Regions from separate parts of the Homo sapiens genome. Here region 2 is linked to region 1. The links are chromatin loops, found by intact Hi-C in ENCODE. Cell type or tissue: GM12878. All regions are shown on one strand. Links, peaks and the distances in the headings refer to the core of each region. The heading gives the core; the rest is flanking DNA.

What was found. A loop is a pair of places that touch in the nucleus more often than their neighbours do. Peaks named below come from ENCODE experiments on the same cell type or tissue, not always from the same donor. Only the 100,000 strongest peaks of a DNase experiment are listed, where the experiment ranks them.
Region 2: a loop joins it to region 1, with 2.7 times the contacts of the local background. A loop is called at or near these places in 3 of 110 quality-filtered maps.

What each region holds. Positions count from the first base shown.
Region 1 is chr11:75,096,397-75,104,735 of GRCh38, forward strand. It overlaps OR2AT4 (olfactory receptor family 2 subfamily AT member 4), which reads right to left and starts at 480. Exons shown (of 2, transcript NM_001405852.1): 1 at 432-480. It also overlaps the pseudogene LOC100421207. RefSeq lists a cis regulatory region at 339-854 and enhancers at 3,464-4,663, 3,939-4,008, 4,279-4,348. In GM12878, for the core only: no CTCF peak of the experiment used is centred there; DNase peaks (open chromatin) are centred at 4,115 and 7,305; H3K4me3 peaks cover 1,099 bases; H3K27ac peaks cover 856 bases.
Region 2 is chr11:75,046,141-75,054,479 of GRCh38, forward strand. No RefSeq gene overlaps it. Among named protein-coding and RNA genes, the nearest start is that of OR2AT4, 47 kb to the right of the region's middle. In GM12878, for the core only: no CTCF peak of the experiment used is centred there; DNase peaks (open chromatin) are centred at 3,284, 3,531 and 3,962; H3K27ac peaks cover 2,459 bases.

The DNA of each region.
Region 1 (8,339 bases), core at 101-8,100:
CATCCTGCACTGTTTCCATAGAAAAGGAGCAGGATATACGTGAAGCACAGAATCTAGGTCTATTAACTTTGCAGTTAGAAAGGCCTGAGTTTCCTTCCTGGCTCCACCACTTTGTGCTTTCCTCCAATGGACTGCAATTCCCTCACAAATTATTCCCATTTCTCTTATCGTCATCAGCTTTGCCTCCTTGTGAGGAATTCTCTTCCAAGATCATTAGCCTCTTGCTTGTGACTGCACAGCCCTGCCCCTGCCTGCGAGGGTGTCTGGTCTACACTCACCCAGGCTGACTGCGTGGTTGACTTGGATCCTGGGACCCTGACATTCCCAGGATCTTTACTGTGGTTGTACATGCCCCCAACCTCCCTGAGCCTATCTCCCCATCCCAGTCTCTGCCTGCTCTGCGCACTCCATCCCCAGCCCAGCTCACCTACCAATCCTGGTCCGCCTTGATGTCTTGTGTAGAGTCGTCACAGTTGGCCTTGGTTGGGAAGAGCCAGGTAGAAACTCAACCATGGCCCTTTAAACCCTCGGGCCCCTCTCTGCAACCAGGCCTGCTGGGGCTCTCTCCCCACAAGAAGGCTCACCCGTGGGACCAGATAACTGCCAGTCAGCTGAGAACAACTTCCGAGGGTGGAGTGGGGGACTTTGTTCTGGGCTTTGCTGATAATGAAAACAACATCATTAACAACCCTCATGGGTCCCAGAACTTTATCACCAGTATTATTCCTGTTTTCCCATCTGGTCCTCACAATAGCCAGGGAAGACAGGCAGAGTCAGGATTATTTCCACTATTTTACATTTGAGGAAACTGAGATCTAGAGAAGTGAGGTGACTTGCCCAAGGTCATATGAGTGGCTGGTGGCAGAGCTGGGATTTGTACCCAAGGCTCCAATTCTGGTTCAGTGGTTCAGCAACATGTTATCTAATGACTAAGACCCGAGTTATTCCCAGTAATATGACTTTGAACAAATCCCTTAACCTCACTGGGTCTTCATTTTGTCATCTGTGGAATGGGTATAACGACACTAACTCTCTCACAGGATAACTGGGCAGGTTGAGGTGCTTCACCCAGTTCCTGCCACTTATTAGGCATTCAATAAGTGGGAGCTATTATTTTAATGGACCAAAGCAGTAAAGCCTTGTTCAATGAGTATGTGATACTTCCGCTGCTGTGCAATGAGAACTTGCAAAGGTTTTGTGGAAAGAATGTGAGGGTGGAAGTCTCTGCCCCAACCCCATACAGGACAAAGTCAAGAGTCACAGACTCTTCCTGCCTCAATCTTTCTGATTCTCTCCTTTGGCTCCAGTGTTCTGTTTCTGACTTGACTGACTTGGTCACTCCTACTAATACTCATAAAATTTTAATTTTTTTTTAATTTCACAAGTAATAAACAGAACCTCATTGTAGAACATTTTAATCAATACAGAGCTTTACTGAGTCAAAAGTGAAAGTTCTAGGCCGGGTGTGGTGGCTCACGCCTGTAATCCCAGCACTTTGCCGGGCCGAAGGGGGAGGATCTCTTGAGTCCAGGAGTAAGAGAGCAGCTTGGACAACTGGCAAAACTCTATCTCTACTGAAAAATACAAAAAAATTAGCTGGGCATGGTGGCATGCACCTGTAGTCTCAGTGAGAGGTGACAGCGTGCTGGCAGTCCTCACAGCCCTCGCTCGCTCTCGGTGCCTCCTCTGCCTGGGCTCCCACTTTGGCGGCACTTGAGGAGCCCTTCAGCCCACCGCTGCACTGTGGGAGCCCCTTTCTGGGCTGGCCAAGGCCGGAGCCGGCTCCCTCAGCTTGCAGGGAGGTGTGGAGAGAGAGGCGCGAGTGGGAACCAGGGCTGCGCCTGCGCTTGCAGGCCAGCTGGAGTTCTGGGTGGGCGTGGGCTTGGCGGACCCCACACTCAGAGCAGCCGGCCGGCCCTGCTGTCCCCAGGCAATAAGAGGCTTAGCACCCGGGCCAGCGGCTGTGGAGGGTGTACTGGGTCCCCCAGCAGTGCCAGCCCACTGGCGCTGTGCTCGATTTCTCTCTGGGCCTTAGCTGCCTTCCCGCGGGGCAGGGCTCGGGACCTGCAGCCCGCCATGCCTGAGTCTCCCACCCCCTCCCTGGGCTCCTGTGCGGCCCCCGCCTCCCCGATGAGTGCTGCCCCGTGCTCCACAGCACCCAGTCCCATCGACCACCCAAGGGCCGAGGAGTGTGGGCGCATGGCTCCGGGACTGGCAGGCAGCTCCACCTGCAGCCCCGGTGCGGGACCCACTGGGTGAAGCCAGCTGGGCTCCTGAGTCTGGTGGGGACGTGGAGAACCTTTATGTCTAGCTCAGGGATTGTAAATACACCAATCGGCACTCTGTATCTAACTCAAGGTTTGTAAACACACCAATCAGCACCCTGTGTCTAGCTCAGGGTTTGCGAATGCACCAATGGACACTCTGTATCTAGCTGCTCTGGTGGGGCCTTGGAGAATCTTTGTGTCTAGCTCAGGGATTGTAAACGCACCAATCAGCGCCCTGTCAAAACAGACCACTGGGCTCTACCAATCAGCAGGATGTGGGTGGAGCCAGGTAAGAGAATAAAAGCAGGCTGCGCGAGCCAGCAGTGGCAACCCGCTCAGGTCCCCTTCCACACTATGGAAGCTTTGATCTTTCGCTCTTTGCAATAAACCTTGCTACTGCTCACTCTTTGGGTCCACACTGCTTTTATGAGCTGTAACACTCACCGCGAAGGTCTGCAGCTTCACTCCTGAAGCCAGCGAGACCACAAGCCCACCAGGAGGAACGAACAACTCCAGATGCGCTGCCTTAAGAGATGTAACACCACGAAGGTCTGCAGCTTCACTCCTGAAGCCAGTGAGACCACTAGCCCACCGGGAGAAACGAACAACTCCAGATGCGCCGCCTTAAGAACTGTAACACTCCCCGCGAAGGTCTGCAGCTTCACTCCTGAGCCAGTGAGACCACCAACCCACCAGAAGGAAGAAACTCCCAACACATCCGAACGTCAGAAGGAACAAACTCCAGACGCGCCACCTTAAGAGCTGTAACACTCACCGCGAGGGTCCGTGGCTTCATTCTTGAAGTCAGTGAGACCAAGAACCCACCAATTCCGGACCCATCAGCTACCAGGGAAGCTGAGGCAGGAGAAACACCTGAGCCTGGGAAGTTCAGGCTGCAGTGAGCCACAGCTGTGCCTCTGCACTCTAGCCTTAGCAATGGAGTGAGACCCAGGAAGGAAGGGAGTGGTGGAAGGGGGGAAGGGGGGAAGGGAGGGAAGGGAGTGGGGGAAGGGAGGGAGGGAGGGAAGGGAGTGGGGGAAGGGAGGGAGGGAAGGGAGGAAGGGAGGGAAGGGAGTGGGGGAAGGGAGGGAGGGAGGGAAGGGAGGAAGGGAGGGAAGGGAAGGGAGGGAGGGGAGGGAGAGAAAGAGAGAGAAAGTTTTTTTTCACACCAATTCTTACCCATATTTTTCCTCCAGTCTTAACAATGGAGTGAGATCCTGTCAGAAAGAAAGGAAGGAAGAAAGAAAAGAAAGAAGAGTTAGTTAGTCTTCTTCACACCAATTCTTACCCACATTTTTCCTCCATGCTCCAGAAGTAAACATTATTACTGATTTGGTGTGTTTCTTCCAGACTTTTCTAAGCGCATGTGTTTGTGTATGTGTGTATGGTTTTGCTTTTCTTTTAATGTAAATTGAATCATTCTGTATTTATTGTATAGCATATTTTAATTTAATAAGTCTAGGAATTTTTCTGTGTCTGATCTACTTCATTTTTTTGTATCTGATATTTGGCATTTTGTAGTACAGATACAACATAGTTTGTCTAATAACTCATCTGTTGATGAACATTTAAGTTCTATCTCATTCTTGCTATTATGAAAACTATTATAATTAATTTCCTTTTAACATGCATTTGGGGTCACATGTGCTCAAATATTTCTCGGAGATAGACAGATCCTTAGAAGTAGAACTTCTGGGCCAAGCAGTCAGCACATTTTCAAATGGAATGGGGTGTGCATGTGCAGGGACTATCCCAGCTTCAAACCCAGAAGCTTTGAGGATGCTGAGTCACAGTGATGACTGAGATGACCCTGTTACACCCGGCCTGATGCTTCTGCCCAGGACCAGGGGAAAACCCATGCATGAAGGGTTCATTTCAGCCTGCAGAAGAGACTTCCCTATTAGACCTCTGCAGACTGTAGACTTTCAACTGCAGACTGGGAGGTTACTAAGTCCTTAGCAGCTGAGTACAGAACACGATGGAAATGAAAACATGGTACAACAGAGGTTACAGCCCTCTCCTGACCTGATAAACTTCATGATGGAGCTAAAGATGGTTTGGGAAGTTTCTTTGAATCACAAGCAGAACTGTATGTGCTGTCTCCTCCTGTCTGGATCTACTCACTACTTGCTAAAGAGAAGAATTTTGGTTTGGGATAAATTTATGTGGATCTTCGCTTTGGTGCCATAAAGGTAAGTGCTAAAGATGTTTCTGGGGGAGAAGACTAAGCTCTCTTAAGTTAAAGGCAAAGAATCCTGCAAAATCACCAGGTGGTTAGGTGGATTCTTTTGTTCTGTTTTCCATTTCTTAGACGTGATGAGATCCCTAATAAGCCTTAAAAAGCCATCTTTTGGCGGCATAAGAATGACTTAAGGCTTTCGAGATGTTATGTATGAAAGTAACTAAAAGACTTGGGCACTTGGGCTGAAATAACCCATATGGAGTGCAACAGTTAAGAGAATTGCAATAAGTAGGAGAAAACAAACAAAAACTAAAATTTAGAATCCTTTTGGATTTCCTATTTTGTTTTACTAAAGAGAATGAACCAAAATAGAGAGTAAAACTGTTGGCTGAGATTTCTTTGTATAAAAAGCCAACATTCTAAGACTTACTTTTATAACATTATGGGATAAAATAGGATTTCTTTTATTACCTCTAAGAATAAAACTCTCCTCATCCTGCTAGGAAATGACTGGCTTTTCTATAGCCATAGTAACAATGATCAGAACTTGTTTAAAACATGCTTAACTGGCTGGGCATGGTGGCTCACACCCGTAATCTCAGCACTTTGGGAGGCCAACGTGGGTGGATTGCCTGAGCTCAGGAGTTTGAGAACAGCCTGGGCAACATAGCTGAAACCCCGTCTCTACGAAAATACAAAAAAAAAAAAAAAAAATTAGCTGGGCGTGGTGGTGTGCACCCGTGGTCCCAGCTACTCAGGAGGCTGAGGCATGAGAATTGCTTGAACTCAAGAGGTGGAGGTTGCAGTGAGCCGAGATTACACCACTGCGCTCCAGCCTGGGCAACAGAGTGAGACTCTGTTTCCCAAAAACCTCAAAAAACAAACAAAGAAACATACTTAATTGTTTAATCACAGCTTTGAGCCAGTACCCACACTTCTGAAAGTCAGGGAATCTAAAAGCCACTCAGCAATGGTTTAACTCCAGTAACCACACTTCCATAGCTAAAAGCAAACTAATCCCTAAACACTCCCACCTTTGAAAGTCCACCAACCCCAGATCTCCACATTTTCCACAGCCCTGTGTAAGATCAGCTCCCTGTGTTTCTCAAAAACAGACTATATCATAAACCATAGCATCCTGTGCTTACACTAGTGATACATTCAGCCTTTTGTTTCTGATATTGAGTGGTGATCTGTTCCTTTAACATTTCTTATTTATTTCCATATGGTCTATAGTAATGTCCCCTCTTTCACTTCTGATTTTAGTAATGGGAGTCTTATCTCTTTTTATATTGGTAGGCTAAAGTTTTAACAGTTTTATTGATATAGTCAAGGAACCAACTTTGGTTTTGTTGATTTTCTTTATTTTTCTATTCTCTATTTCATTTATTTCTGTTCTAATCTTTGTTATTTTATGCCCACTTCTTGTTTGAGTTGAGTTTGCTTTTCTTTTTTAATTTCTAAAGATAAACAGTTAGGGTACTGACTTGAGATTTGTTTTCTTTTTAATATAGGTGTTTACAGCTATAAATTTCCCTCTCTGTACTGCTTTAGCTGTATCCCATAAATTTGGGCATGTTGTGTGTTCATTTTCATTCATCTCAAATTATTTTCTAATTTCCCTTGTTATTCTTTTACCCATTGGTTATTTAGAAGTCTCTTGTTTAATTTCCACATATATGTGGAAGTAGCATTCAGTGATAGAGGTTTTATTATTTTAAAGATAGCACAGAAAAAGTGGACAGGTTATTTAAAACAAATATTGCTTAGAACCAAAAAAAAAATTTTTAGCAAGTTTACAAAAAAATGAAGCCCTCAAAGTTGAAATTAGACAAAGTTATGCAGATCATTCAGGAAATAAAAGGAGGATAAAAGGAATTAAATTGAATCATGCTATTTGAAATATAAACAGAAAGCACAAAATAAGAATTTAGTGTAAGTATTTTATTTTATTTACCATTAAGAATATATTAAATTGGCCGGGCATGGTGGATCACACCTGTAATCCCAGCAGTTTGGGAGGCCGAGGCGGGTAGATTGCCTGAGGTCAGGAGTTTGAGACCAGCCTGACCAATATGGTGAAACCCCATCTTTACTAAAAATACAAAAATTAGCCAGGCATGGAGGCCTGCGCCTGTAGTCCCAGCTACTTGGGAGGCTGAGGCAGGAGAATTGCTTGAACCTAGGAGGCGGAGGTTGCAGTGAGCCGAGATCGTGTCACTGCACTCCAGCCTGGGTGAAAGAGTGCCACTCCGTCTGAAATATATATATATATATATATATATATATATATATATATATATATATATATATAAAATTAATGCAGAAGAAATGGCATTTCAATAAATATTATTCTAGTAATGGAATCATTGTCTCATGACTGCAAAATGACTAAGTATTTTTACTACATGTGATAATTGAAGTCAGGTTTTGAGCTCAATGTTTTATTTGATTTTAGAAATATTTTAAACTAGCTTTTGATATATTAGAATTTATCTTTTTATCTTTATTCTTTCTCCCTCTCCCAGCTACATCAAGATATAAAATATAGCACATAGTAGGTTCATGATATATGTACTTACTATGTGAATGACAGCTATGTCATTTAGCTGACAGTTTTAATTTTCTTGCGAAGCGGTTTAGGTAGCCACTTTTGAGGACAGATAAATGATTAGGTTTAAAAAATTCAGATCATTGCCACATGTAAAACACATTAGTTTATGTAAGCATCCCAATGTTTGGTTAAAAAACCAAACCTCTACTGGAGAGAATCAGTAAAATTAGGACCATTAGTCAGACACACTATGACTCAGAATGAGCACTGCACTCTGAGATAAAAATGAGATCAATTTTAAGACAGTGTTTTCCGGATGTAAGTGTGCCTCATGTGAGTTTAGTGTGAGGAGGCTCCTCAGATAACAAACCTAACTCAAGTGGGACTTTGATACTGCCAGACCCTCATCCTATATGTCTCTGTTCTTTTCTCTCATCTCCTCTTCTCAATGACTTTTCCACACCTTCTCTTCACTCCTCAGTCCACCAATACCTCTTCCCATCGCCACTCCAGCAATCAAGTGATAACTCCCACAGACTGTCATCCCACAACCACCCACCTACCAGCCTCTGCACCCACACACTGCGCTTTCCTACCTGTGACCACAGATGAACTCCTCATGCCCTTATGTAAAGTCAGTCACAGCCTGGGCAACATGCAAAACCCCATTCCTAAAAATAAAAAATTAGCTGGGCATCTTGGTGTATGCCTGTAGTCCCAGCTACATAGGAGGCTGAGGTGGGAGGATTGCTTGAGCCCAGGAGGTCAAGGCTGCAGTGAGCCATGATTGTGCCACTGCCCTCCAGCCTGGGCAATAGAAGGAGACCCTGTCTCAAAAAATAAAAATAAAGCCATTCACTTCAAATCTCCCCTCTCTCCTCCATCACCAATTTTTCTCTCTACTGAATCATTCCCACCAGTGTACAAATACATTGTAATTTTTCCCACCTTAAACAAAAATTTTATCTCTATAAACTGCTGATTACATTTTAAAAATCAAGGGGCACAACACCTTGTATAGTAGTAGACTATAGTAGACTACTATTCATTCAGAAGGAGTGGAAATATAACTCTATAGTCATATTTATGTATCACATAGCAATATTTATAAATTATATATATGTGTAAACATGTGAAAATATCTTCTATTAAAAATAGAAAGAAAAATGTTTTAATGAATAAAAATGGTTTCTTTAAAGGGGATGCAATAGGTGGAAGGAGCAGGAATGGAAGCTAGAATTCACCAAAAATGCCTTATTTTATAATACTGACTTTAAAAATTGTTATAATTATGACTTTAAAAATTATAAGGGTGGTGGCTCACGCCTGTAATCCC
Region 2 (8,339 bases), core at 142-8,141, 50 kb before region 1:
TGGTTACAAGCTGTCTTAGAAATAATCACTAATAAAACTGGCAAAGTCTTGACTATTCTGGCCCGGCAAGAAACTCAGATGAGAAATGCTATCTATCAAAATAGTTTGGCTCTCGACTGCTTGCTAGCAGCTGAGGGAGAGGTCTGTGGGAAATTTAACCTTACCAATTGCTGTCTACACATAGACGATCAAGGGTAAGCAGTTGAAGACATAGTTAAAGATATGACAAAACTGGCATATGTGCCCGTGCAAGTGTGGCATGGATTTAATCCTAGGGCCATGTTTAGAAAATGGTTCCCAGCACTAGGAGGATTTAAAACTCTTATAATAGAAATTATAATAGTAATAGGAACCTGCTTACTATTCCCTTGTTTGCTACCTGTACTCCTTCAAATGATAAAAAGCTTCATCGCTACCTTAGTTCACCAAAATGCTTCAGCACACGTATACTATATAAATCACTATTGATCTGTCCTACGAGAAGGCATGGGTAGTGAGGATGAAAGTGAGAACTCCCACTAATGAGTGAAGTTCTCAAAAGTGGGAGAATAAGGGAGGAGAACACCCCTCATATTGTCTTATGCCCAATTTCTGCCTCCAAAGAAAGAAGTAAAAACTAAAAGTCAGAAATGAAATCCGCAGGCAGATAGCCCGATGCAAGCCCTGGGCCTGGTAGTTAAAAATCAACCCCTGACCTAACTGCTTGTGTTATCTATAGATTCCAGACATTGCATGGAAAAGCATTGTGAAAATCTCTGTCCTGTTCTGTTCCATTCTAATTACTGGTGCATGCAGCCCCCAGTCACGTACCCCGTGCTGGCTCAATCGATCACAACCCTCTCACATGGACCCCCTTAGAGTTGTAAGCCCTTAAATGGGACAGGAATTGCTCACTTGGGGAGCTCAGCTTTTGAGATGCAAGTCTGCTGAAGCTCCCAGCCGAATAAAGCTCCTTCGTTCTTTAACCCTGTGTCTAAGGAATTTTGTCTGCAGCTTGTCCTGCTACATCTCCAGTTCCATGAGATGTGACCTTAGATTATCTATTTGTGCTCTCTCAGACTTTTTGATGTGGGCATTTAATGGTATGAACTTTCCTCTTAACACTGCTTTTGCTGTACTCCAGAGGTTTTGATAGGTTATGTCACTGAGGCAGGAAAATAGGGTCTGGAGGTAGGGAACATAAGGCTGATTCACACTTCAGCTATGACAGGAAATATCCTCTCCATAGGGCGTATGCCATAAATGACTTTGTAACTTTACTTCATCCTCTCCATTTACATAGGGTGTACCCAAAGTAACCAATGGAATCCTCTAGCGGGTATTTAAACTCCCCAAAATTCTGTAACGGGGCCTTTGAGCTCCTATGCTTTGGCCCACTCCCACGCTGTGGAGTGTACTTTCATTTTTTCAATAAACCTGTTCATCCCTTCCCTGCTTTGTTTGTGTGTTTTGTCCAGTTCTTTGTTCAAGATGCCAAGAGCCTGGACACTCTCCACTGGTGAAATCACTATTATCATTCAGTTCAAAGAATTTTTAAATTTCCCTCTTGATTTCATTGTTGACCCAGTGATCATTCAAGAGCAGGTTATTTAATTTCTATGTATTTGCCTGGTTTTGAGGGTTCCTTTTGGAGTTGATTTCCAGTTCTAATCTACTGTGGTATGAGAGAGTACTTGATACAATTTCAGTTTTCTTAAATTTACTGAGACTTGTTTTGTGGCCTATCATATGGTCTGTCTTGGAGAATGTGCCATGTGCTGATGAATAGAATGTATATTCTGCAGTTGTTGAGTAGAATGTTCTGTAAATATCTGTTAAGTCCTTTTGTTGTAGAATATAGTTTAAGTCCATTGATTCTTTGTAGACTTTCTGTCTTGATGACCTGTCTAGTGCTGTCAGTGGAGTATTAAAGTCCGCCACTATTATTGTGTTGCTGCCTATCTCCTTAGGTCAAGTAGTAATTGTTTTATAAATTTGAGAGCTCCAGTGTTAGGTGCATCTATATTTAGAATTGTGATATTTTCCTGCTCGACTAGTCCTTTTATCATTATATGATGTCCCTCTTTGTCTTTTATAACTGTTGTTGCTTTAAAGTTTATTTTGTCTGATATAAGAATAGCTCCTCCTGCTCATTTTTAGTGTCCATTTGCATGGAATATCTTTTTCCACCCCTTTACCTTAAGTTTATGTGAATCCGTATGTGTTAGGTGAGTCTCCTGAAGACAGTAGAAACTTGATTGGTGAATTCTTATTCATTCTGCCATTCCGTATCTTTTAAGTGGGGCATTTAGGTCATACACATTCAATGTTAGTGTTGAGATATGAAGAGCTATTCTATTCATAATGCTATTTTTTTGCCTGAATACCTTGGGTTTTTTTTTTCATTGTGTTATTATTATATAGGTCCCATGAGATTTATGCTTTAAGGAGGTTCTGTTTTGGTGTATTTCATGGATTTGTTTCAAGATTTAGAGCTCCTTTTAGCAGTTCTTGTAGTGCTGGCTTGGTAGTGGCGAATTCTCTCAGCATTTGTTTGTCTGGAAAAGAATGTATCTTTCCTTCATGTATGAAGCTTAGTTTCACAAAATTATTGGCTGATACTTGTTTTGTTTAAGGAGGCTAAAAATAGGACCTCAATCCCTTCTAGCTTGTAGGGTTTCTGCTGTTAATCTGATAAGTTTTCCTTTATGGGTTACTTGATGCTTTTGCCTCACAGCTCTTAAGATTCTTTCCTTTGTCTTGACTTTAGATAACCTGATGACTATGTGCCTAGGCGATGATCTTTTTGTGATGAATTTCCCAGATGTTTTTTGAGCTTCTTGTATTTGAATGTCTAGATCTCTAGCAAGGCTGGAGAAGTTTTCCTCTATTATTTCCTCAAATATGTTTTCCATACTTTTAGATTTATCTTCTTCCTTGAGAACACCAATTATTCTTAGGTTTGGACATTTAACATAGTTTCAAACTCCTTGGAGGCTTTGTTCATTTTTAAAAATTCTTTTTTGTCTCTGATGGATTGGGCAGATTCAAAAGCCTTGTCTTTGAGCTCTGAATTTCTTTCTTCTGCTTGTTCAATTTTATTGCTGAGACTTTCCAGTGCATTTTGCATTTCTCTAAGTGTGTCCTTGATTTCCAGAAGTTGTGATTGTTTTTTATTTATGCTATCTATTTCACTGAAGAATGTTCCTTTCATATCCTGTATCATGTTTTTGATTTCTTTAAGTTGGACTTCACTTTACTCTGGTACCTCTGTAGCAGGATGATCCACAGACAAAACCTCTCAGACACCAAGTTGTAGAAGGAAGGGCTTTATTCAGCTGGGATCATCAGCCAGCTACTGTCTCAAAATCCGAGCTCCCCGAGTGCACAATTTCTGTCCCTTTTAAGGGCTCACAACACTAAAGATTTCACATGAAAGGGTCGTGATTGATTTGAGCAAGCAAGGGGTACGTGACAGGGGCTGCATGCACCGGTAGTCAGGGAGGAACAGAACAGGGCAGGGAGTTTCACAATGTTCTTCTATACAATGTAAGGAATCTATGAATAACATCTGCTTCTAAATCATAAGTTGATTTTTAACTACTGGGTTTAGGCCAGGTGGGCCCAGGCCTGGTTTCGGGCCTGGCGCCAGGCTGCCTGTCTTTGGTTTTACTTCCTTGTTGTTTTTACTGAATATGAAACAATATAAAACAATGTGAGAGGGTCTTTCTCTCCTCTCACCTCCTTGATTAACTTAATAATCGACCTTCTGAATTCTTTTTCTGGCAATTCAGAGATTTCATCTTGATTTGGATCCATTGCTGATGTGAAAGGAAAATAAATCTTGGGGCCCCTAAATCACTAAGCTAAAGAGAAAAGTCAAGCTGGGAAATGCTTGGGGCAAACCTGCCTTCCATTCTATTCAAAGTCACCCCTCTGCTCACTGACATGGATGCATATCTGATTGCTTCCTTCGAAGAGGCTGATTAGAAACTCGTAAGAATGCAACTGTTCCTCTCACCTGTCTGTGACCTGGAAGTCCCCTCCCCACTTTGAGTCTTCCTACCTTTGCTTCAAGTTGTCCTGCCTTTCCAGACTGAACCAATGTACTTCTTATGTATATTGATTAATGTCTCATGTCTCCCTAAAATGTATAAAACTAAGCTGTGCCCTGACCACCTTGGGCTCATGTCGTCAGAACTTGCTAAGGCTGTGTCACGGGTGCATCGTCAACCTTGGCAAAATAAACTTTCTAAATTGAGACCTATTTCAGATTTTCTGGGTTCACACTGGTAAGCTGGTATGATCTTTTGGGGGTGTTAAAGAACCTTGCTTTGTCATATTATCAGAATTGTTTTTCTGATTCCTTCTCATTTGGGTAGACTGTCAGAGGGAAGATTTGGGATTCAAGGGCTGCTGTTCAAATTCTTTTGTCCCACCGGGTGCTCCCTTGATGTGGTGTTCTCCCCCTTCCCCTAGGAATGGGGCTTCCTGAGAGCTGAACTGTAGTGTCTGTTTTTGCTCTTCTGAGTCTAGCCACCCTGTGGAACTACTGGGCTCTGGGCTGGTACTAGGAGTGTCTGCAAAGAGTCCTGTGATGTGATCTATCTTGAGGTCTTAGAGCCATGGCTACCAGCACCTGCTCTGGTGGAGGTAGCGGGAGAGTGAAGTGGACTCTGTGAGGATCCTTGGTTGTGTTTTTGTTTGGTGCACCGGTTTTGTGTTGGTTGGCCTCCAGTCGGGAGGTGGCACTTGCAAGATCACATTGGCTGTGGTTTTATAGGAAGGATGCAAACCTGGTTAAGTATTCTGGTTTCTCAGGCGGTGGGCAGGGCCATAGAGATCCCAAGAGATTATAACTTTTGTCTTCAGCTAGCAGGGCAGGTAGAGAAAGACCACCAGGTGGGAGCAGGGATAGGTGTGTCTGAGCTCAGCCTCTCATTTGGCGGGGCTTGCTGTGGCTCCTGTGTCAGGGGGTGTGGTTCCCAGTCCAATGGAGTTATATTCCCAAGGGGATTATGGCTGCCTCTTCTGAGTCACCAAGGAAGTGGGGAAAGTTGGCAGTCTAAGGCCTCACCTTGCTCCCATGCAGCCCGCAGTGCTAAAGGCCAGCGTCACTCCCACTGTGCCCCCACAACAGTACCACGTCTATTTCCAGGCAGCCAGTGACCTGGGCTGAGAACTTGCTCCAGACCACGAGCCTTCCTGTTGAGAAACCAAGCAGACTCACAGTTTTTTGGCATCTCAGGGAGCCTGGATTGGTGATCCAGTTCCTTCAAAGGCTCTGTAGATTCTCTTGGCTTTCCTGGTATGTTCTTGTGGTAGTTCTTGGAGCAAAAGTCTCCACATGCTATTCTATCCATCCGAGTGGGAGCTGCATGCTAGTCCTGCCTCCTATCTGCCATCTTTCCCCACATGAGATATATTTTGATATACTTTCACATTCAAGGTATTTGTCTTTGGATCTAAAATGAGTCTTTTATAGATAGTATATAGCTGGATAATACTTTTTAAAAAATACATTCTTCTAATCTCTGCTTTTTAACTGGAGAATATAATCCATTTTCTTTTAAAGAAATTACTGGTAAAGAAGGGCTTGTTTCTGCCATTTTGCTACTTGTTTTTTATGTCGTATCTTTTTTTGTTCCTTAATTCCTTTACTACTGCCTTCTTTTGTGTTTAGTTGATTTTCTTGTAGTGTGCCATTTTGATTCCCTCCTCATTTTTTTTTCTGGATATCTTAAAGATACTTTCTTAATGGTTACCCTAAGAATTACAACTAACATTCTAAATTCATAATAATCTAGTTTGAATTGATACCTGCTTAGCTTCAATAGCATACAGAAACTCTGTGCCTGTACAGCTGTCTTCTCCTCCTTTATGTTATTGTCACAAATTACATCTTTAGAAATTGTGTTCCTGTTAACATAGATTAATAATTTTTCTTGTATTTATTTGTCTTTTAAATCATATAGGAAAAAGAAGTGATTTATATACCAAACATACAATAATACTAGATTTTTATATTTATCTGTGTAGTTATCTTTACCAGAGATCTTATCTTTTTTCTTTATATGGCATCAATTTATTGTTACTATCCTTTCATTTTAACTGAAAGAACTTTCCTTAGTATTTCTTATAGGGAAGGTCTGCTGGTGATGAGCTTCCTCAACCTTTGTTATCTGAAAATGTCTTAATTTCTATTTCATTTTGAAGAATCATTGTGCCATATATAGAATTATTGGTTGACAGACTTGTTTTTCTTTTATCACTTTAAATATATCAATTCACTGCCCTCTGGTCTTTGTGGTTTCTGATGAGAAATCATCTGTAAGTCTTCCTTAGGATCCCTTGCATGTGACTATTCAGGTCTCTCTTGCTGCTTTCAAGACTCTCTCTTTGTCTTTTGACAATTTGATTATAATGTATATTGGTGTGAATGTCTTTGAGTTTCTCCTACTTGAGGTTTGTTTAGCTTCTTGGATGTGTAGATTGATGTCTTTCAGCAAATTTGGGAACTGTTTGGCCATTATTTCTTCAAATATTCATTTTATACCTTTCTCTCCTCTCCTTCTGGTACTCTCATAATGCATATGTTGTTATGCTTGATGTTGTATCGCAGGTCTTTTAGGCTCTGCTTATTTTTCTTCACCCATTTTTCTCTCTGCTCCTCCAATTGGGTAATCTCAATTGACCTATCTTCAAATTCACTGATTCTTTGTACTGCCTGCTCAAATATGCTGTTGAACCCACCTAGTAAACATTTTCATTTCAGTTATAATTTTTAACTCTAAATTTCTACTTAGTTCCTTTTTATAATTTTTCTTTCTTTATTGATATCCTTTATTTATTGAGACATCTTTTGGTTTTATTTGTTTCTTTGTTCATAGTTTCCTTTAACTCTTTGAACATACTTAAGACAAGTGTTTTAAACTCTTTGTCTAGGAAGCTCAATGTCTGAGCTACCTCAAGGATAGTTTTTGTTAATTAATTAATGTTCTCTGTAAATGGGCGATATTTTCCTGTTTTTTGCATGCCTTATAAATTTTTGGTTAAAAACTGGACATTTTGAATATTCTAATGTGGTAACTCTGGAAATCAGATTCTCCTCACCCTCCCCAGAGTTTGCTGCTATTGTTTGTTATATGCTGCCATCGTCTTTTTCTTTTGTGACTTTTTCAAACTGTTTTTGGCAAAGACTGTATTCTTTGTTGTATATGGTCACTGAATTCTACATCTGTTAGCTCAGTGGTCAGCCAGTGTCTTGAAAGAGATTTTCTTAAATGCTAAAATGTAGCACCTCTTTCTTCATAAAATACTCCATAGTTGTTTTAAGTTTTTTTCTTAATTGGATCCAGGGTTCTAAAAAAGTTTGATTCTGTTAGTTTTTGCCAACTCTATGGTTGCTTCAGTAGAGAAACAAATTCTTGGCACTCTCTATTTCATCATTCTCAGTGATGTTACTTGGTTGATTTTTTTTAAGCAAATTACTTGATTGGACTCAAACTATAAGTTTGGTGTTGCTTGCAGTCAGTTGTAACCAAAATATCAATTAAGTTTTTTTTGTTTTTGTTTTTTTGTTTTTGTTTTTTTTGAGATGGAGTCTTGCTCCGTCACCCAGGCTGGAGTGCAGTGGCGTGACCTCGGCTCACTGCAAGCTCTGCCTCCCGGGTTCACGCCATTCTCCTGCCTCAGCCTCCCGAATAGCTGGGACCACAGGCACCCACCACCGCACCCGGCTAATTTTTTTGGTATTTTTAGTAGAGACGGGGTTTCACCATGTTAGCCAGGATGGTCTTGGTCTCCTGACCTCATGATCCACCCACCTCAGCCTCAAGTTTTTTAAGACTTAGCTACATGCTGCTTTGAGTTTTCCCCAGACACTTGTGGTTCAGGGTCATCCCAGGAATGTAGGAAGAGTTTATAGATAGAACTCAATCTTCTCTCTGGTTCTTTCCTTTCTGGATGCCCTCTGGTCTCTGTGATTTCTAATGAGAAATCAGTTGTAAGTCTTCCTTAGGATCCCCTGCATGTGACTATTCAGGTCTCTCTTGCTGCTTTCAAGATTCTGTCTTTGTCTTTTGACAATTTGATTATAATGTATCTTGGTCTACCCTGACTTCCCTACCCCATCCTACTCCTGACTTTTCAGACATGATGGTTGTTCTCGTCTGTCTTCTGGTTCTTCTGGCTTGAGGGATGCAGATTTTCTATTAAAGTGTTAGTCATTGTGCTTGGCATTATAACTGTAGCCTGTAAAATCAGGAAAATCATCCTGCGCTTATCCTTTCTTTCAAGTTTTTGACATCTCTTTAGGCTTTGTCTGCTTTTTGTTGCTCTCCAGAATCTTCAAGTAGTTA